Regions from separate parts of the Homo sapiens genome. Here region 2 is linked to region 1. A link is a loop called in an ENCODE intact Hi-C map of the cell type or tissue named here. Cell type or tissue: gastrocnemius medialis. All regions are shown on one strand. Each heading gives the region's core, and the rest is flanking DNA. Links, peaks and the distances in the headings are about the cores only.

The links. A loop is a pair of places that touch in the nucleus more often than their neighbours do. Peaks named below come from ENCODE experiments on the same cell type or tissue, not always from the same donor. Only the 100,000 strongest peaks of a DNase experiment are listed, where the experiment ranks them.
Region 2: it touches region 1 in a loop (6-fold over the local background); 2 of 110 quality-filtered maps call a loop at or near these places.

The regions. Positions count from the first base shown.
Region 1 is chr3:150,029,711-150,039,978 of GRCh38, reverse strand. The region is part of intron 1 of LOC124909445 (a long non-coding RNA gene); the gene reads left to right. LOC105374153 (a long non-coding RNA gene) reads right to left here and starts at 816. Exons shown (of 3, transcript XR_924577.3): 1 at 720-816; 2 at 109-192. RefSeq lists an enhancer at 763-1,057. In gastrocnemius medialis, for the core only: a CTCF peak has its summit at 4,333; DNase peaks (open chromatin) are centred at 3,838 and 4,368; H3K4me3 peaks cover 913 bases; H3K27ac peaks cover 4,997 bases.
Region 2 is chr3:150,141,673-150,151,940 of GRCh38, reverse strand. It overlaps LOC105374313 (a long non-coding RNA gene), which reads right to left. Exons shown (of 3, transcript NR_136187.1): 3 at 940-1,430. It also overlaps the pseudogene RPL32P9. Among named protein-coding and RNA genes, the nearest start is that of LINC01998, 65 kb to the right of the region's middle. In gastrocnemius medialis, for the core only: no CTCF peak of the experiment used is centred there; DNase peaks (open chromatin) are centred at 2,180, 3,960, 4,640, 6,050 and 2 weaker places; H3K4me3 peaks cover 431 bases; H3K27ac peaks cover 7,675 bases.

The sequences.
Region 1 (10,268 bases), core at 1,075-9,074:
CTGGGTGTTCCTTGGCAACAAAAAATAAAGAGAGAATGAGATTACTAGATTAGATACAAAACTTGTTAATGTCTTACAGGGCAATAAAACTATCATCTTTTAGGTTACCTTTTCTCTCAGACAGAAATCATTTGCATCTCCACCAGACAAAAATGTCTGCAAGTTAGCATGTAATTTCACAAAGTCTGAGACCTGTAAACATTAATTAAAAAGGAATCAAACAAAGATACATTTCCCTAGATAATTAAATACTCATTGATGGGTTTCTTGAACAACTCCTTGACTGATATTAAAAGGTCGTGGTTTCTCTCTTGGCCTTATTTCCAAATTTTGGTTGATTTTTTCTTATCAATACACTAGGAAATCTATCATAATAGTGTTAAGTCCTTTGACAGAAAGTGATTCCAGGTTTTATGGGGCCTGGAGTTCTTACAATATTACAGTCTCTTTTAAAAAAAAAGAATACAAAAACATTTACTTTTGCAAATCTTATAAAAATATATAAACATGAGAACACATCAATTTATATCCCCCAAGGGCATTGGAAGGAGTCATGCACAAAAAGGTCCCTGTTTTTTTTTTTAATGTCAAATATTCTGTAACCAAGTATCTTCAACTCTGAGTTAGCGTATAACTGTAATCGTTCATTTTCATGCTGCTGATAAAGACATACCCAAGACTGGGTAATTTATAAAGAAAAAGAGGTTTAATGGGCTTACAGTTCCACATGGCTGTGTCACCGGTGGAGGGTGTCCAGGTTCTTGGCATCTTGAACAAAGAATTGGACAAAACGCACCAGCAAAACAAGGAAGGAATGAAGGGATTTACTGAAAATGAAAGTACACTCCCCAGTGTGGGAGTGGCCGGAGCATAGGGGCTCAAGTGCCTGGATACAGAATCTTCTCAGGTCCAAATACCCTCTGCAGGTTTCCCATTGGCCACTTGGTGGTCACCTCATGTAAATGAAGTGGCGGCCTGCAATCAGAGGCTGCAGCGAAGTTACAAAGGTTACACTCCTGTGCAAACATCTGATAGGCTGCAAAAAACAACCAATCAGAGGTTAAGGTGAAGTTACAAAGTTGCACTTTTACACAAACGAAGACTCTGCCTGCAATCGTCTGACTGGTTGTAGACATTCAATTTCCAATTTGCCTTGCAGAAAATGTGGGGGTTTGTAAAGGGAGTAGTCTCTGGTCCTTTTGTTACTTAGGCTTGGGAAGTTAGGGTTTTCCTTTCAATTTAGTTCTCGGAAGTCAGTGTGAAATGGCCTTAGGTTCCCTGCCTCCATACCTTGTTCTCCTGCCTCAGCTGGGGAGGCCTCATAATCATGATGGAAGATGAAAGGCACATCTTATATTGAGACAGACGAGAGAATGAGAGCCAAGCAAAAAGAGTTTCCCCTTATAAAACCATCAGATCTCATGAGACTTATTCACTACCATGAGAACAGTATGGGGAAAACCAGCCCCATGATTCAATTGTCTCCCACTACTGGGTCCCTCCCACAACACATGGGAATTGTGGAAGCTACAATTCAAGATGAGATTTGGGTGGGGACACAGCCAAACCATATCAATAACCAAGCTACACCCCTATAATTTTTTGTATTATCTAATATTCTATATTATTTTAAGATCATTCTGCTCACTGTTCCACAGGTGATTTGGTTGAATGAATTCCCTACAGCTTTACAAATTGTCTTTAAAATCGTATACCAGAAAATATGTACCAGCATTAAATTTTCACTAGTTAAGAAGATATTAAAGGCTAATGTGAACAAACTGATTAATTTGTGTTCAGTCTATATTTGACGAACTCAAATTTGTTAACAAATGTGTGTTCTTGACAGATTCTATTTTATCCCCATTCACTGAAGAGGCTCTGCCTTCACCACCTCAGTTATTTCCCAGCCCCCAACCTTCAAAGCAAGTTCTGCCTGGTATTTACCAGACTAGTTTTCCTCTTTTCTTTTCTTTTTTATTTTCTTCTTTCTTATTTTCTTCTTTCTTTTCTTTTCTTTTCTTTCTCTTTCTTTCTTTCTTTCTTTCTTTCTTTCTTTCTTTCTTTCTTTCTTTCTTTCTTTCTTTCTCTCTCTCTCTCTCTCCCCTCCCTCCCTTCCTCCCTCCCTGCCTCCTTCCTTTCTTTCTTCTTTTCTTTCTTTCTTTTCTTTCTTCTTTCTTTCTCTCTCTCTCCCCTCCCTCCCTCCCTCCTTTCTTTCTTTCTCTTTCTTTCTTTCTTTCTTTCTTTCTTTCTTTCTTTCTTTCTTTCTTTCTTTCTTTCTTTCCCTTCCTTCCTTCCTTCCTTCCCTTCCTTCCTTCCTTCCTTCCTTCCTTCCTTCCTTTCTCTCTCTCTCTCTCTCTCTCTTTCTTTCTTCTCTTTCTTCTTTTTCTTGACACAGGGTCCCACTATGTTGCCCACACTGACCTTGAGCTCCTGGGTTCACTCGTGGACTCAAGCAATCCTCCCCCCTCAGCCTCTCAAGTAGCTGGGACAACAGCATATACACCTGGCTCTGCCTTTTTTTGATGCTGACTTCGGATGGGGGAAAATTAACAGAGGAAAGAAAGGAAATGCAAGGAGACTACTAGAGTGGAGAATATGTATAGAGCATTTACTATGTGCTGGGCACTGTTCTAAGAGCTCTGCATGTATTAACCTACTGGAGGCAGGCACTGCTACTATTCTTATATTATGAAGGAGGAAACGAAATGAATAAATAGCTTGCTCAGGTAAAGCCAAAACCCACGTTTCCATCTCAGAGCAAAATCACATTCAAAGAAACACAAACAGTTTGCATTTTTCTGTGTCGGGCCTTTGAAAAATGTAGTGTAAACACAGTGTTTGTATCTACTCTTATTTAAAATCCTTTGACTTTTTTTATTCTCTAATTCCCTTGCATTGGGTTTCACATGACAAAAACCCAACTGAAACTTTCTCAAGCCGAAAGGGGCTCTATTGAGGCTCGTGTAACTAGGGTGTTCTCCCTTCAGGCATGACTCGATCTGGGGCCTTTAGTGACGCCATCAGAACTCTTGAGTGTGTTTGTCTCCCCACCCCTTGGCTCTGCTTTTCTCTGTGTGATGGCTTGGTTCTACAGGCAGTTTCTCTCATACTACTGGGAAAATTGCTTCCAACAACTCCAGGCTTACCCAATCCCTACAACTAGAAATCCCAGAGTGAAATAGACATCTCCTCTCTCCCAGTGTCCATAGAGCATGCCATAGGGAAGGCCAGTGTTCCAGATGATGGAGACTGCCGGTTGGTCAGACTGGACCACAGAGATCCCCTCTGTGAAGGTCATGGAAGAAGGTCATGGGGGAACTTAGTTTTTCCAGGACCACACGCAGCGTGAGAAGCATAGTGCCCAAAAAGAAAAAAGAGCATGCTGTTACCTGACGAAGGGGAAAGAATACCAATCAGGTGAAATCAGTGGACATCCATGACACTATGAAACACCGCTCTCCCTCCTTCTGCTGACCCAGAGCTCCACCTTCTTCATGCCATTTAGAAACTATGCTCTCATACTCCAACATCTCTGCATGAATCTACCCAGAGCTCTCAACAGATTATATTTCTGCTTTGTCACTCCCCTCTCACAGCCTCTTTCTGATTTAGGCTTACATGTCAATCATTTACATTTTAATGTGATTTTTTTCACTAATGCACTGTGTCTCCCAATGATATTTGAACTTGAAGCTTTAGTGAGCAATTAAAGCATTTATCCCTAGCTTAAATTAATTTTAGCATAGGCAAACAGGGAGGCTGCAGCTTCCCTGCAACACGTGAAAGTCCAGCAGATGGGCAGTTTTCCATATGCAAGCTGTTGTCACACAGAGTTCACTGACCACACACCGGTTCATCGAGGCAGAAGAACAGAATCTGCCTGCAGCCTGTACACAGAGAATTCCTTCCATAAACAGTCATAGTTTCTTTTAGGCCTGGGACACATGGACAGTCGCTTCTTCTTAAGGAGATTTACTAGGGGCTCAAAATGATCTTCCCTTCTCTGGTTACCCAAACCGAATAGTTGACCCAACCATATTTCATCTGATATCACCATATCTGAATAGCCCTCTTATTCTTGCACAATTCTATTTTTCTTTATACTTCCTCAGTCTCAGCAAAAATACATTATAACCCCTCTCTCTTAGTCATTTTTGACCACTTACTGCCTTTTCTTTTATCTGCTACATAACTCTTTTGAATGAGAGCTGTCTACAGCAATAAAGGAAGGAAGAATTATATTGGCTGGATGATGGAGTGGCATCCCAGATGCTACAAACAGTGGGAATAAATGGAAGGTGACATTTCGTCCCAGCGCTAGGTGGAGGAGGCTATTATTAAATCAACTAACAGCTCACGCGTAGAGCAGCAGCCATGAGATCTCCACTGCTGGGCCAGCCTTTGGTTTTTAAATAGATTCTGCCCACAGGTGGCCCAGTGTTTTCTCTAAATTGTTTCTTGTCAACAAATGAGCTTACCCCTATCCCCTGGGGACGGCCACAAAGCATTGCAAGGTCTACCACTACCCTGCAAGCAAAAGAAAGTCGTGGCATTTCTAGAGGAGAAAAGTGCCTTATGTATTCCTACATTTCTTCCACATTCTTCTGGTTGAGTTGGCATTGATCCATGTAACAAACTTCTTCCCTGAGGAAAAGACTTTGCCAATATAAGAATGCTAAATAATACACACATCACCAGAGTTTATTTTCTTCATTCTGTTGGTGACATTGGTCCCTATGGACCAGTAATCAATAGGAGCTTGCTATTTCTGTGCTGTAAAATACTTTGCCCTAAAATGTTGCTTTCCCTTCCTGTGTTCCTTAGGGCAATGTTTCTTTGTCAACCAAGTACCGTTATAGCTGGGGTCTCAAGGATAGCTGGGGCTGTCTTACCAGTAAAATTCAGGCGTGTCCAGGTACCTCTGGAACACTGTGGACCAATAAAAGGAGCCCATTGGGATGTTCATTTGCATGAGTGTCCAAGAAATTTATGGGAGAAAACTCCTAAAAGAAGAAAGGATTCCTGTGTGTGCACAAATGTGAGTGAAGGGGTGATTTTGGTATGATGAGGAGTGCAGGGCTCACACTGCCTGTGGATCCCCCTTCTTGCTGCCCCCACCCTTAGCTTTCCCCTGTACCTTCTTCCCGCAGTTCTCTACCTAGAGTGGGGGAGAGAGGTTGAGATACAAAAACAAAGAAGAGGTGTTTCACTAACACCTCTGTGAGGCTGTAAAAGCAGAAAGATGCCATCCCCTATGGCCCATGTTACAGAGCACAACACAAATAGAAAATAGTATTTTATCCCCATTTTATAGGGGGCAACCTGTCAGCTCAACATTGCCATCCAGAGCAGCAGAGCACCAAAGCCACCCAGCACAACCCAGTGCTATCTGAGTGGGGAAGGTGGGAGATCACAGGAGGCATGTACAAAGCTGTGGAGACAGGTTATGCTCAGGCTTCACCAAGGCTGCCATCTCCCTGCATTCTTTGGGAATAACTTGGTTGAGGGGCAAGGGTAGCAGGAAAGATGTGTAGCTAGAGTTGCTGAAATTGTGCCTAGATGCTGAGTAATAAAAAATCACTTTATTACTACTTCTGTGACCTGTTTCCCCCAGGTTTGATGTGTGGAGATCAAATTCACAGTTATGATAAAAATTCATTTATTCAATTGTCGGTGGGGTTTTTTTTTTCCAAAATATAATTTTGACTCTAAGTCACTCCATTTTCTAGTTTTTAAATGAGCTGACATTTGGAATTAGTCTGATTTTTTACTGGTCCCATAATATATACCGTTTTAAAGAGGCTCATAAAAGCATGGAAACTCAAGGAAGGCCCAGAGATTATAATATTGATTTCGAATTACAAATACACTTTCAATGGGACAAAGAGCAGGCCAAATCCTTCACCAAGCTTCTACTGGGTGTCCCTATTTTAAGACTGCAATTTGGATGACTGCAATTATTTGCATTTTTATTACTAATTGCTCCTGCCATTGGTGCAGCCAGCCACTTTTGGGTGCAATTACCCCCTCATGGGAGCAATTACATATAAAAACAATTCTGCACGTGCAGCTCATTGTGACAAAACAAAAGGAGGCTGAGGAGAACAATTAGGCTCATCAAGTCCTATCTCCAACTTCATCGTGTGCCAGCTATAAGGTAGAACAGCAGGGACAGGAAAGTAGCACCTACCCTGGGATTTGCAGGCTGGAGCAGTCCTTCCACTGTCTATGAACATTTTTTTTTTTGAGACAGAGTTTTGTTCTTGTTGCCCAGGCTAGAGTGCAATGGCATGATCTCAGCTCACTGCAACCTCCGCCTCCTGGGTTCAAGCGATTCTCCTGCCTCAGCCTCCCGAGTAGCTGGGATTACAGGCACCTGCCACCACGCCGGGCTAATTTTTGTATTTTTAGTAGAGACGGGGTTTCACCACATTGGCCAAGCAGGTCTCAAACTCCTGACGTCAGTTGATCTGCCCTCCTCCGCCTCCCAAAGTGCTGGGATTACAGGCGTGAGCCACTGCGCCCAGCCCTACGAACATATTTTTAGAGGATTAGATTGTGGATTTATTTAATTAGAAAAAAGCAACTCATCTTGCTAAAGTGGATTCCAAACACCAAATCAAGCCATATAGCCCTCTAATTAAGTACCCAGACTTCCAGAAAACGCCAGATTTTTATGAAATTCTGTTTTTTCACAAAGAGCACTGACACATCCATCCCACTGAATTACAGCGTATACACCAGTCTCCCTCCCCTTGTCTCTGCTAGACACACTAACTTAACTGCTCCAGCCCTAAGATTGGGAATGATGGTGTAATGAGCTGACACATGAGGTCTGAGCACCAGGAGGAGCAGCCCCAATTGCAAAATGCAGCAGGCATTCTACACAAACCATCTTAGGGTTTCCAGGCAGCCCACAGACCAAATTGTCATATTACATCTCATCACCCGATTCAAATTTTAATTAGAAATGGGAAATGGGAGTGCATCCAAGGCCACCATCAGCCTGTAAACGATTACCTCATTGTGCCTCAATTTCCTCCTCTGTAAAATGGGGATAAGAATAGCCCTTGCCTCATAGGGTTTTGACAGTGATTAAAAGAGCCAATTCATGGAAACACTTAGAACAGTGCCTAGCACTCCAAAAATGTTAACTATTTTTATCATTACCTGTGCAATTTTGTTGCAATTATTTATTTCTAGATCTGTCTCCTCTTTGAGTTGTTAGGAAAAATTACACAAAACTGGAGATAATCATAGTTTTTCTCATCATGTTCAAGCATCATTTAACACAGACCTAAAGGGAAAGTAACTTTGACTTACTATTTTTTGTTAACTAGAGGCTAGATTCTGGAAAGTTAGATATTTGTAGAAGATTGATAAATTACAAATGATTTTTATCCAGGAAAGAGGCAAACCATTTTCTTCCAATCAAAAAGAATAAACCCAAAGGTTTAGGGTCCTAAAGAAAGGACATTAACCTGTTTTGTACCTAACTTTGACACTGTATTCCAGCATTTTCTTTTTTCCTATTGACTACATTTATCAGTTTCCTCCTATTCTCCTTTGCTCCAGCTTTGCCATTTTGCTGGTCCCCTCATTAGTGAATTAAATAAATCTTTGACACACACTCACTATACATTTTTCTGAGATCCATGTTTTTACTTTTTGTAAAAAAAAGTATTTGCCAGAAGCCATGCACTCCGTGCAGGTGGAACTCTCTCACAGTCATCTTTGTGTGCTGGTTCAGTGTTTCTCACATTTTAATGTGCATCCAAATCAACTGAGTGTTACCACCAGCGAATCCATATGGGTCTGCAGCAACCTCAATTCTTCCCTCCTAAGAAGAAAGAATTTGAGGAGGCGTAAGGCAAAAGGAGAGACTGAGGCAAGTTTTAGAGCAGGAATCAAAGTTATTAATAATTTAAAAAGCTTTAGGGCAGGAATGAAAGGAAGAGGGCCAAACAGGCGACTTGAGAGATCAAATGCATGCTTTGACCTCTGACTTCCAGGGTCTTGCATTACTTCCCTGATTCTTCCCGTGGGGTGGGCTGTCCACATAGGCAGTGGCCTGCTAGCGTTTGGGAGGGGAACATGAGTGGTGTGTTTAGTGGAGTTGTACGCATGCTCTCTTGAGGCGTTCTCCCCTTACCAGTCGAATGTCCCTAGAAGGTCATATACCATTTAAACTCTACCATTTTGCTTCTTAATGCTCATGCTTGAGCTCACTTGCCCAACTCCTGAGGTCTTATTGGGAAGCTGCTGATTACCAGTTTCAGGCATTTTCTATCTTATCGGGAGACTGCCTTTCCCTGGCACTAGCTGCACCTGACCAATTATTATTTTGGAAAGACAGTTAACAACCGCCTGACCATCACCTGATGGTTGCCTGACATTCCTGGTTGGGGGTTGGGGAGTCCTCTCCTGCCCTGAGCATGCCTGACTAGCCACCTACTGTAACATGACGATTCACTCATTCTGGGGAGAGGCCTAAAATACGAAATTTCTGCAGATGCTGCTGGCTTTAGTCCTGAGCCCAAAGCCTGGACTTGGAAAATGCAGGTGCTTAGAAATGTATGTAAACATCCACCTGTGAGGACAAATGACATGTCTTACTCCTTATTGCTACCTCCTCCAATAAGTGTCTTTTATTTCCACAATGTATATGCAGTAATGCAGAGGACCTGATTTGGGTGGGGACACAATAGGGCTTGCTTATCATAATGACGTAGTTAAATGAGAGCTTATTAAGAGGGTGAGGGAAGATGGGAGGTAGTTCAATAATGGGAAAACACAGTCAGTTAGGATGTAAAAACTATGCCACTTACAGTGGTTATGGTCCCCCCTGTTGATGCCCCCATTGCAGGACTCTCAGCAGGACTAACACCAGCAGCATTGCCCAACCTCATTCCTCAACGGCTGCGTGGATCCCCTCTCAGGCAATCTCAGGCTTAAGAGAAGTGAATCATAGTTGGCCTTAAAAACACAATGGGGACTTCTAACCTAGGCAGAAGACTTAGTTTCTAGCTTCTGTTGGCTCAGGGCATCCTACCTCCATGTGCCTTCATGTATATAAAATTAACAGGCAGTTAACTCTACTGCTAGAAAAATAATCATATAGCCCTTGTGTGAATTTAGGCAGAATTATAATTGTCTACCCCAGTGGTTCTCAAACCTGAGGTCACATTAGAATTGGGAGCTTGTATGAAAACATTCATATGCCTGGGTCTCACTTCTAGAGAGTCTGCTATAGTTAGCTTGGGCAACACATGAACAATATTCCTCTATGCCTAAAGAGGAGATGGCATTAGCTCATCAGCTGCGCTGTCATTGTGGTAAGTGAGAAGTTGTTAGGCATTGACTTCTTCTATCATTCTCCAACACATTAAGGCAAAGGTGTCTCTAGTCATCTTAGAAGCACTGCAAATTTTTCAAATAAAGTAGTTTTAATTTAATTTTCTGTACTTTATAATGTGAATACATTAGAACTGCTTTTCAGGGGGAAGTGCTAGATGCTGCGAAAGGTCTGGTATAAGTGGCATGAATCCTGACCATGAGGTGCTACTTCCCCAAGCACCCGGAAATAGGAAGAATAATGTTTTACTTGAGGCTGAAACTAATACAGTCCACACATAATGGATAAAATTAAGCAACCAAATGATTGTAAATATGTGATTATAAAGTTTTCTTTGGCTTTTAAATAGAATACTTTTATTATTGAAATAATATCTTTCTAAAAATAAATTACTTTGGAAAGAGTTATATGAGGTAAGAATGTAAAGTTTCCATTTCTACACCCTCTCGTAACTCCCCATCGCCCCCTGCTCCCAGCTGCTCCTTCCTCAAAGAGAGTTTTCATTGAGTTTAGCTCATTTCCTTCTAGAGCTCCTCTGCGCGTGTACAAATGCATGCTCGTGTGTATGTGTGTGTATAGCTTTTTCTTCTTTTTGCATCCTGTTTCCAAGTCTTCCCCACCATTCTCACTTAAATCTACTCTAGTGAGGTTTTCCTTTATCCCAGTTAACTTTATCACAGGCAACTTCAGCAAAGCTCCCACAGTGGTAAATCCTATGGCAAATCTCTTGTTGTCACAGTGGCTCACTCCTGACACCACACACATCTGGTTTTCCTCCCACCTCCAACTACTCCTTCTCAGTCTCCTCTGCAGTTTTTTTCTTTAATCCTCTCTCTGATCTCTAAATTTAGACACCTTCCCCCCAACCCCCAGTCCTCCAAGCCCTTTCCTGCTCTATGTGCACTTACTC
Region 2 (10,268 bases), core at 929-8,928, 110 kb before region 1:
GAATTACAAATATTTTGTTACTATAAGGTACTTGCACTACAGAAGTATAGTGTAATTTAAAAGTAGACTTGGATTTGTTATAAATGTCTACTGCAAACTCTAGGACAACCATAAATAAAAGTAAAAAAAAAGAACTACAAATGATATGCTGATAAAGGAGATAAAATGCTCATTAAAACCATAAAAGGCAGAAAAAGTGTGAAAGACAAAAATAAAAAGAAAAATCAAGGGCAACAAATAGAAAACATCACAAATATGTTAGATGTTGATGCAATTATACCAATAATGACTGTGAATATCAATCTTGTAAATGCACTGCCTTAGACAGTTTGGGGTGCTATAAAACATTCTTACGTGGGGTAGCTTACAAACAACAGAAATATATTTCTCACAGTTCAGGAGGCTGTAAGTCTGAGATGAGTGCCCGCATACTTGGGTCCAAGTGTGGGCCCCCTTCAAGGGTGCAGACTGCCAACTTTTTGTTGTATCCTCACATGACAGAAAGAGAGAGGGAGCACAAAGTGGGTGAAGATAGGTGGTTTTCCTGGGCAGCTCTCTGAACATTTGAGCTCCTTTAATTGGGCCACGAGTTGGAGTTATTTGCTTTCAGTGTGATGAAGAAGAGAAGGAGAGAGAGCAAAAAGCACTGTAGGCTATTGTAAGGCCAGGCTGGAAGGGGGTGCATAACTCATGTCTACATTTCATCTGTCGGAAGTCTTTTATATGACCAATCTGACTGCAAAGGAGTCTGGAAATGCCATGAAACACATGGATTTGGGAGAACACTGATGGTTTTTGCCACACCATCTCATAGGACTGGTGTGAGAACTAAATGAGCAACATGTATAAAGCACCCACAAATATTTTATTCTTTTATTTAGATTTTCTTGGTTTTTGTTTTTGTATTTTTTGTATGTTTTTAAGGGGGAGGATGCCAGATGACAGAGTATTTATGGTTTTATTTAACACAAATAAAATGTGTACATGAGCTGTCTATTAATTTTTCTTGCTGTGCAGCCTGGCATTGGGACTAGTGACTCTGCTGGGCTGTCGGGTTACTCTCTCCACAGTGGCTTTAACCGTTCTTGGAGAAGCATGTTGAGCAATCTCAGCACAGTAAGATTTGTTGCACATCAGCAGCACTTCCAGCTCTTTGACATCGTGGAACAGGAATTTTTGGAAGCCACTGGGGAGCATGTGTTTTGCTTCTTTTTGCTCCCACAACCAATGTTGGGGATCAAGGTCTCGCCTTTGATTTTTCTCCCCACCCTGTTGTCAATGCCTCTGGGTTGCTGCTATATGCGTACATCTAATTTTGATATGTCAGTCTGACTGGTGAAGGATAAACTTCTTGGTCCATCTTAGATGATCTTGGGCTTCACGAGGGGTCTAAGGGTAGCCATGGTGTCAAGAAGGAGATGGCTTTCCCTCTGTAGGCAACACGCAGGAAGAGAGGGGAAGATTTTTTTTTTTAACTTTTGATATAAAATTAATAGATCTTCACTATAGAAAAATTAAATAGTATACATAAGCAAAAGAATACAACAAAAGTCCCCAATAATCTCAACCTCTAAAGATAATAGCTATTAAAACATGAATCTTTTTTCTTTTAAAAAATAAGATTTTATTGTGCATACAGTATTAGAAGCTTTCTTTTTAAAATCATCATTTACTGTGGTATAATTCCTTTGTGTTATTATATTCTTTTATAGATCATCCTTTTCAATAACTGCGAAGTAGTGAGTCTTACAGATGTACTATAACAGTCAAACACTTTACCAAATGTTGGGCATCCTTACTATTTTAATTAACACTGTGATGAACATTTTGTGCTAAATCCTTGCACATCCTCAGCTCTTCCTTTATTAATGTGGGTTTTTTCCACTTCATTTAGCTCTCTGTGTTTGAGCTGGGCATACACAGCAGAGAATGACTGGCTGGTCATGCTGGTCACTTAATCAACCATGCAGAATGGAACTGGTGGAACAGGTTGGGTTTATTGCTGTAAAAACCAGCCAACCATAGCTTTGACTTTTAAAATTATTCCCATTCCCTAGAGATTATGCCCCAGCTCAAACCTTCTCTGGCATACATATTGCAAGAACTGCCTCATGCATTATCTCATATTCTTAAGAGAATACACTGTCATCTTTGCCTGAGTCAAGAGGAGGCCCTGGCAGCACGGGCTATGTTACTATTTATAAAGCATGTTTTATACATGCTAGAGGATGCCAAATGTATTAAGTCAATGAGAGTCATTTGCACAATGCATGTGGGATCAGGATATAAAATGATTTGAAGTCCTTTTTTGGTACAGAGAATATTTTAATGTTATATAAAATCTACAGATCAGCTTGCAAACAGAATTTTTTTAAAATCTGGCAAAACTGTTTTTATAAGGACCATTTCTGTTCTCTTAGAACTTTTTCTAATACTCACCTTTAACTAAATAGGGTTCAGACAGTGGTTAGTAAAACCCTTAAATGATTGTGCCACCAACCACTATTTTAAAAACACCTCAGCTCCTTGGTTACCTACATTGCCTACACAGGATGAAGTCCCAACCCTTTAGCACTTGCAGTTTCTGTATCCTTTCAAGTCTGGTCCCAAACCTCCCTTTGCAACTTTGTCTCTGCCTGTCAATCCTTTCTTAGTGATCCACTATGGATTATAACACTTTATATCATGATTGGTTTAAAATATATCTTTCCCTCTCTATAACATCTTTTTTTATTAACCATAATATCCTGTCCCTCTCCTCTGCCTACGTCTAAGAACCTAATACCTGAAATACAGTAGGTAATCAATACATGTTTGTTACTAATAATAGCTAAAAAGTTAAGAATGGCTAGCATTACTATGTTCTAAGACCTTTGCTTATGTTTTCTCATTTAATCATCACAACTTTGTGAGAGTGATACCATTATTATCCCCATTTTATAGACGAGGAAACTAAGGCACAGAGGTTAATCAACTTGGCCAAGATTCTAACAACAGATGACAGAACTGAGATTGAATCTAGGCAGTACTAAATCTCCAAAATCCTGGTTCTTAACCTACACTAAGTGAAATTCATTGCAAAATGAAAAGTATTCACCATGTCATTGGGACAGAGACCACATGTAGGGGAGCAGTATAGTTTTTTTGATAGATGCACAGCTCTGCAGATGGACTACTTTGGTTTAAATTTTGTTTTTAACATGAGCAGCTTTGTGAGTTCGGAAAATTTAAATTTTACTTAAATTTTCTCAGCCTTGTTTCCCCATTCATTAAGTGTGAAGAATAGCAGCCCCAATCTGATAAGATCATAGTGAACATTAAATAATACAATCTTTATGAAGCCTGCAGGATAATGCCTAGCATATCATAAGAGCTCAATCAATACTGTATACATGTAGATATTATTACCAGCTCAAAGACCTGGATTTATTGCTAATTGCTGTCTTGGAGTGAATATTCCAAATGCTTTGGCAAATAGGTCATTCGTTCCCCAGTCACCTGCTTCATGCGCAAATCTGTGCATATATGTACACTGGTCACACGCACAGGTGACATGAACATGGAATTACAAGACTCCTAATTCGACTAGATGGCCTTCCAAAGTGCATTCTGCACCAGTCATATTTGTTAGGGCTTTCCAGGGAATCAATAAACAGTGCTTCAGTGTCACAACACGACAGCACTTGGAGACCTTCTGGTTCCAACATTCCATGAATCAAAGATTAAGGCCTCTCCTAGCCCTTAGGCAGTCATGAGAATTTAGAAATAGAGAAAAGATTGGAGCTCCATCCAGAACCTGGAAAAACACCGTCCCTTCAACTGATCTACTATGACACCAGCACCCAGCATCCAGCCCACAAGCCTGGCTAAGCTTGACTTTCCGGAGACTAAACTCTCATTGCGTTCTTCTCCTATTAGGAGGGAGCCGGATGGGATTTGACCATGACCTCATATGTACTCTTGTTATATTTCTAGTGGGTCCAGGCAGCTGTGCCCTGAAAATACAGCTCTGACTAGAGGAAATACGATCTCTTTTCTTTCATCACCAAAGCTCCAAGCTAAAGCTAAAGGTAAACTAAACTTCTGAAAAGGAAAAGGAGAAATCATCCAGCCCAATTCAGAAGAATGCTGGGAGAGAGGAAAGGCAGAGTAAACAGTGTTTAAAGACGAAGCAGCAATAGACCATGGCAATGATCACAGTGGGTAAATGCAGAGCCTCCAGCCTGCACAGATGGGGAGCTCACCTCCTTCACCCCCAACTGCAGGCAGGACAATTGCTAAACAGCCTTAAATTCAGGCTGATATTAGTCAGGCTTTACTGATGAGAAAGGGCTTGGAGCACATCTTAAGCTGCCTGGGGTCGTGAGTCAGCTGTACTTTCAGAGGAAGTGGTCACTGGGAGGGGAAAATAGAATCATAGATGTTAGTGTTGGGAGGAATTTACTCAGTTCTGCCCCTCATTTTGCCTGGGGAGGAACCAAGGGTCAGAGTGAGTCCACTTGCCCAACGTCACAAAGTGAATTTGGGGCAGAGCGTGACTGTTCTGTCCCTTTCCTACTCTGTCCCTTTCCTCCTGACACTTTACTCCTCCTGCAGCTGGCTCACGTGCGGCCCTTCCATCCTACCCTCTAGTCAAGCCTCTAACATAACGCAGGCTGCATATTGGAGCTGTGCCACCCCAGTGTGCTGCACAGTGGAAAGGAGAATGCGTGACGGCATTACATAGGAAATGTCATGGCGTCTGTTTTTCCTCCCACTTGTGGAAATTAACTTCATTTTGGATCCCATATATGAGGTTAATTTTCCACCCAAAGGACAGACTACAAAGCTCCCAGATTAAAGAAAGAACTGAGAGCTACATCACTCAGGGAGCTTTTCCTAAGCAAGCAGAAGGAGGTGCCAAATATGTTTCCAAACACTGGACACAGTCATTCTTTTGCTACATGCGGCTAATGCTTATCAACATTTTCTTAGCAAGAAAAGAAAGAGAATCAATGTCAGAATGCTTCTAGTAACTTTTATCGAGTACTTATTGTTTGCCAGGTAGTTTTATTTCATCCTCAACAACACCATTTTTTTTTTTTTTGAGACAGAGTCTCGTTCTGTCGCCCAGGCTGGAGTGCAGTGGCACGATCTCAGCTCACTGCAAGCTCTGCCTCCCAGTTCAAGCCATTCTCTTGCTTCAGCCTCCCAAGTAGCTGGGACTACATGCACCCGCCACCACGCCCAGCTAATTTTTTGTATTTTTAGTAGAGACGGGGTTTCACCGTGCCATTTTTTTTAAAAAAAGGAAATAGAAGCACATAGAGGTTAAGTAACTTTCCTAAAGCCTTGCAATTAGTAGTCTGACTCCAGGACTTGATTCTTCATCATGCTTTCCACTCTCTTGTAAGACTGCATATAATTCTTGCTTTAAAGCATGGGTTTAGTCATTCTCTTCAAATTTCTATTCGCTTCATGAAGTCTTAAGTAAAGAACCCCTCTTGTTATTATTATTGATCAATATCTGAACCAAATCTAACAGCTGAGATGCTGGTGTTCTGTTGATTTGCAGTTCTCACAAAATGTTCCTTTAACAAGATTTCTTTCTGTTTAAATGTGCTACAGGCTATGTAACCAATGTTAAAATGTTGGTATATTTCCTTCCTGCCATTTTCCTTTTTTTTTTAACGTGATAAAAACCACAGCCACATTCAATTTCTTGACTGCTCATTTACCATTTTTTAATGAATAAATAAATAACATTTCATTGAGTAGCTCTTTCATTATAAGCTTATGATGATACATAAGTAGGGCACATAAAACCCTATGATGAGATGTTTGGGCTGTTTCAAAATTCCTTATGTCATCAACAATGGTAATACATTATTCTTTATTTACTAGATATATTTTATTCCAGGTTAACAGAGATTTTATTCTCTGAAGGAGGCTCAAAGCAGGGTTTGTGTGTTTATGAGTTCAGGTGGGAAGAGTTTAAGGAATGCATCTGGGTCATGAGCCAACCTAGAAGTCTCAGTAAGTTCAGTGAGCAACATGAAAGGCCTGCGTACGTCAGTAGCAGCAACAGAAGCAGTTGCCACACCAACCAAGAGAATATGTGCAAGAGATTTCAGAAAGCCAGAAACATCACTAGGTCTCAATGTCCCAAGTGAAGAGAAAACTCTCATATTACAGGAACACTGACTACCAATCCACACGGAAGCAGTTTTTCTGAAAGTGACATAACAATTGTGTTTTCCAGATTACTCAGGGCATTCTTAGCTCTTTGTGATCAATAAAATTGACAGCATGCATGCACATCCACACAATCCAGAAGTGATCGCTTTCTGCTCATTCATGTAACAGAGGTGGGAGACCTTGGGATGATGAGGCAGAAAGGCCCGAGTTAGGATCTCAGCTTTACCCCTTCCGGCAATATGACTGTTAGTTAACATGACTATTTCTCAGTTTTCTCACATGTAAAATGGGAATCCCATTTAAGAGAATGAGTAAATAAATGAATTTTAAAAAAATGAAAACAACAAAACATTACATAAATTTTAGCTCTTAGATATTGTTAGGGCATGTAGAAATGCTGACTATTTTATAATCCTTATCCATCTTGGAGGCTTAGGGTGGAAGTGGTTATATAAGTGTTTTATACTCATTTAATAGGGTAGTTTGAGATTTTTAAGTGGGAGATATTGATAAATGTTTTATTTCTCCTGCTGTAGGAGTCTCTTTTGAGACTCCTATCTCCCTGCCCCTGCCCCCCAAGACGGCCCCAGTGGTATTCAAAGTCTGAGCAGTGGTGTCTCCAGGGGCCTGAGCAGCTTTTCTATTGCTAGGCACCAGGAAGGCCCCCTGCCTTCCTATTGGGTGATATGGGAGCCCATTTTGCCCAATTACTTATCTACAGGGCCTCTGTAGACATTTGAGCTTGTGCTCTTCCATTCTGGGCAGTCACGACTGAAGTTTGACATTCTCATTTCATTGTTCATCCACACAGTAAATTCAGTTACCAAATTTTTTGGTTCCATTTTTTCAGTTGAGTGTCTCCTTTCTATTCTTACTGCTGCTGCTAAATTCTGTCCACATTACCTCTTGCTTTACCTGTTGCCATCACGGATTTGGCCTTCCTGCTTCAAGTTTTCCTTCTTTTAGTCCCTCCTACAGATCACTGAAAGATGGATTATATTCGTAAAATAATGTCACATTTTTGCCTCTAAACAATGTATTGTCTCCAAATTCCTAGATGAATTAAATACAAACTATTCCAACATGATAGCTAAGGCCCTTTATACAACGTCCATGTAGCAGAAACCAATAATTGGTTCTCTCCCCTCTCCTTAATAATAGATACGCTTTCCTTTGCTGAATGTTAGCCAGACACTTGGCTGCTCTGAACAAGGACCGCATTTCCCAGCCTCTGTTTTAGTTAGGTATAATCACGTGACTTAATTCTGCCAATGAGATGTGAGTAGAAGTGACATGTGCAACTTCTGGGAAGTGCCTTATGGAGAAGATTCCTGTCTTTTGCTCTCCCTTCTTCTTCCTGATGCCTGGAATGCAGAAGTGGTGGCTGCATGAGCCTTAGACTAGAAAGTGGAAGCCACATGCTGAGGATGACAGATCAACGGCATAGCAGAAGCCTATTCCCTGGCCCCGGGTGTCACTGAACCAAACTGGGGTCCACTTGCCTGGAACAGTAAGACCAAACATCCACAGTGAGGTTTGCAGCAAGAGAAAGGAGGGTTTTTATTTGCAGAGCATCAAGCAAGGAGAATCGGGCAGCTCATGAACCCAAATATACTTTAACTCTTGTGGTTAATAAATCTTCGCAATTCTGTTTTGCAAATGAGGAAACTAAAGCCCAGAATAAACAGTGTTATTTCAGGATATTGTGCCTCATTACTAGATATTATCTAAAGATTTTCATCATAACCAGTTTCCTGCATCCACGAGGGTCTTACTTCCCCTATAATCATTCAATATTTCTCAAAATATGGTCTGTAAAAGACTATAGACTTAAGATATGGATTCTGGGGCCCTATATTCTGTGTCTATGAATTAGAATCTCTGGGGATGGGGTTCTGAAATCTACATTACAAATAAGCTTCTCCAATGATTTTATACACACCGAAGTCTGAAAACCTCAACTATACCGTAATTAACAAACGTTAAGCCAGAAGACCTCAGCTCTTGGCTGGGCACCAGAAGCTCCCATGGAAGTTGAATTGCCCTATTATTGGGCCCCAAATTCTGAGGCAGCAGCTTTGGGGACTACTTCATTCCACTCTCAACTAGGACTCAATCATTCAGAGGTTTGAAATTATTGGAACTTTAGTGGACTACACATTTGGATGAAAAATTCATATTTTAAATGATCACCCAGGGCACTGAATAGTATGTTCCACCAGGCCATCCTGCTGTGGAAGAAAGAAAGTTGGAATACTACATTTAGGGAAGATTTTTCACAGGATTATGTTTATTTCCCAAAAAACTACCAGAAAAACCTGTTGATCAAGCAAAGCTAAGCTTTTTATCCTATTGCGGAAAGAGAAAACACCACCTTGACAAAGCCTTGGTTTTATCTCAAAAGGGGAAACTCAGGAGAGGATATTTATAGTATTTTAGTGCCTGGGATGGATGGCTTTTATGGCAAGCCTTGCAAGGCAGGAAACTAGGATTGGGCAGTTTATAACACAATATCTTTGGGTTGTTGGGCACAGTGAGGAGAGGGTATAGAAGTGAGTACTAATGAACAAGATGTTACTCTTGGTAAGTCAGCCATTTAATTGGTTCTCAGCCTCTGGGAACAAGAATTTCCTGGAGCAAGTAAGTAAGTTATTTGGTTTGGTCCCAGGATTGTTGAACACAGAAGAAAAGTATGTTTGTTTCCATTCTAATTAAAATAAAAAATATTTGTGGTGAAGCCTCAATTATCCCTAAAAGTCTATTTTCTGGAAGTTTACTTTCTGCAAGCACTATGGTAGAAATAACATTTGTATTTTATTTAACAGTTTACAGAAAGAAAACACACACTTCGTGTTTTTTGATACAACCTGTGAGGTAGTTAAGCCAGGTGATTTAAAATGCCCAGTTTACAGGTGAAGAAATTAAAACTCAGAGAAATTATGTAATTTGCCTGAAAAGTAAAGTGCTTTATATAGGAATTGTAACCTGGTATTCAGACTCCAATATTCATACCCTTAAACAGTACCACGAATAGGTTTGATTATGTCACAATGTCTTTAGTTGCTATTGTTGTTGGTTTTTTTTTTTTTTTAATGTTGCAGAATCTGGGGAGAGTTCTTTAAGTTTGATTAATGTAATTTGGTTATAGGAATGCCGAAAGGAATTCATTATAACTTGGCCACAACTACAAACTTCCAGAATCATGGACCCTACAGAAGAAACTATAACTGGCCAAGAGTAGAGCAATAATTAGCTAAGTATAAATCAACCAAGAAATAACAAATAAACGATGACTTCCTGAGTGCAAAAGGCACTGTGTAGCACTTTAGTCCTGGTTGCTGCTAGCTTGCTAATGCAGACAACCTAGAAGCAAGTACTGTGAATTCCAAATTATAAACGCCTACAAATTGAAATGTGTTTTTTGAGTATGTGAAGGCCCCCAAGGCTGACCAGCAAGTTATAAAGTTTTTCAAGTAGAAACTTACTGGTGGGGCTTAATGAGCCATGTATGTCACTTCCATTAATGAAATGAAATATGCCACATTTCCAAATCTCCCTTTAAATTGCAAATCCATCTAAATGGGTCGTTTCAGATAAACGCCACAATTTCCCTCTGGATTGGAAAGCACAGTCTATGATGATCTGGGAAAAAAGCCCACAAAGTCAAATAAGGGAATATATCAGAGATATAGTAGATGTAACATACATAATGAACTCTCTCTTGGAAACTGAATGTCTAAACAGATTAAGTAAATATCCACTGCCGCTTGAAGGGAGAAAGAAATCAATTGTCCCATGTGCTTTTCTCAAGCAGGGCTCATACTCTAAATCAGAGTCTCTCAACTCTCATTGTATTTTATAATCACCAGGAAAGCTTTGAAGATTCCTGATATTCAGGCCTTACCCCAGACCAAGTGGGTTTTAAAACCCCCCAGGTGATTCCAGTGTGCTGCCAGAATTGAGAACCAGTGGCCTAAATCAGTGGTCCTCAAAGTGCAGTCCCCAGACCAGCAGCATTGCCATAACCTAGAAACTTGTTAGAAATGCAAATTCTCTGACCCGACACCAGCCCCTCTGAATCAGAAATTCTG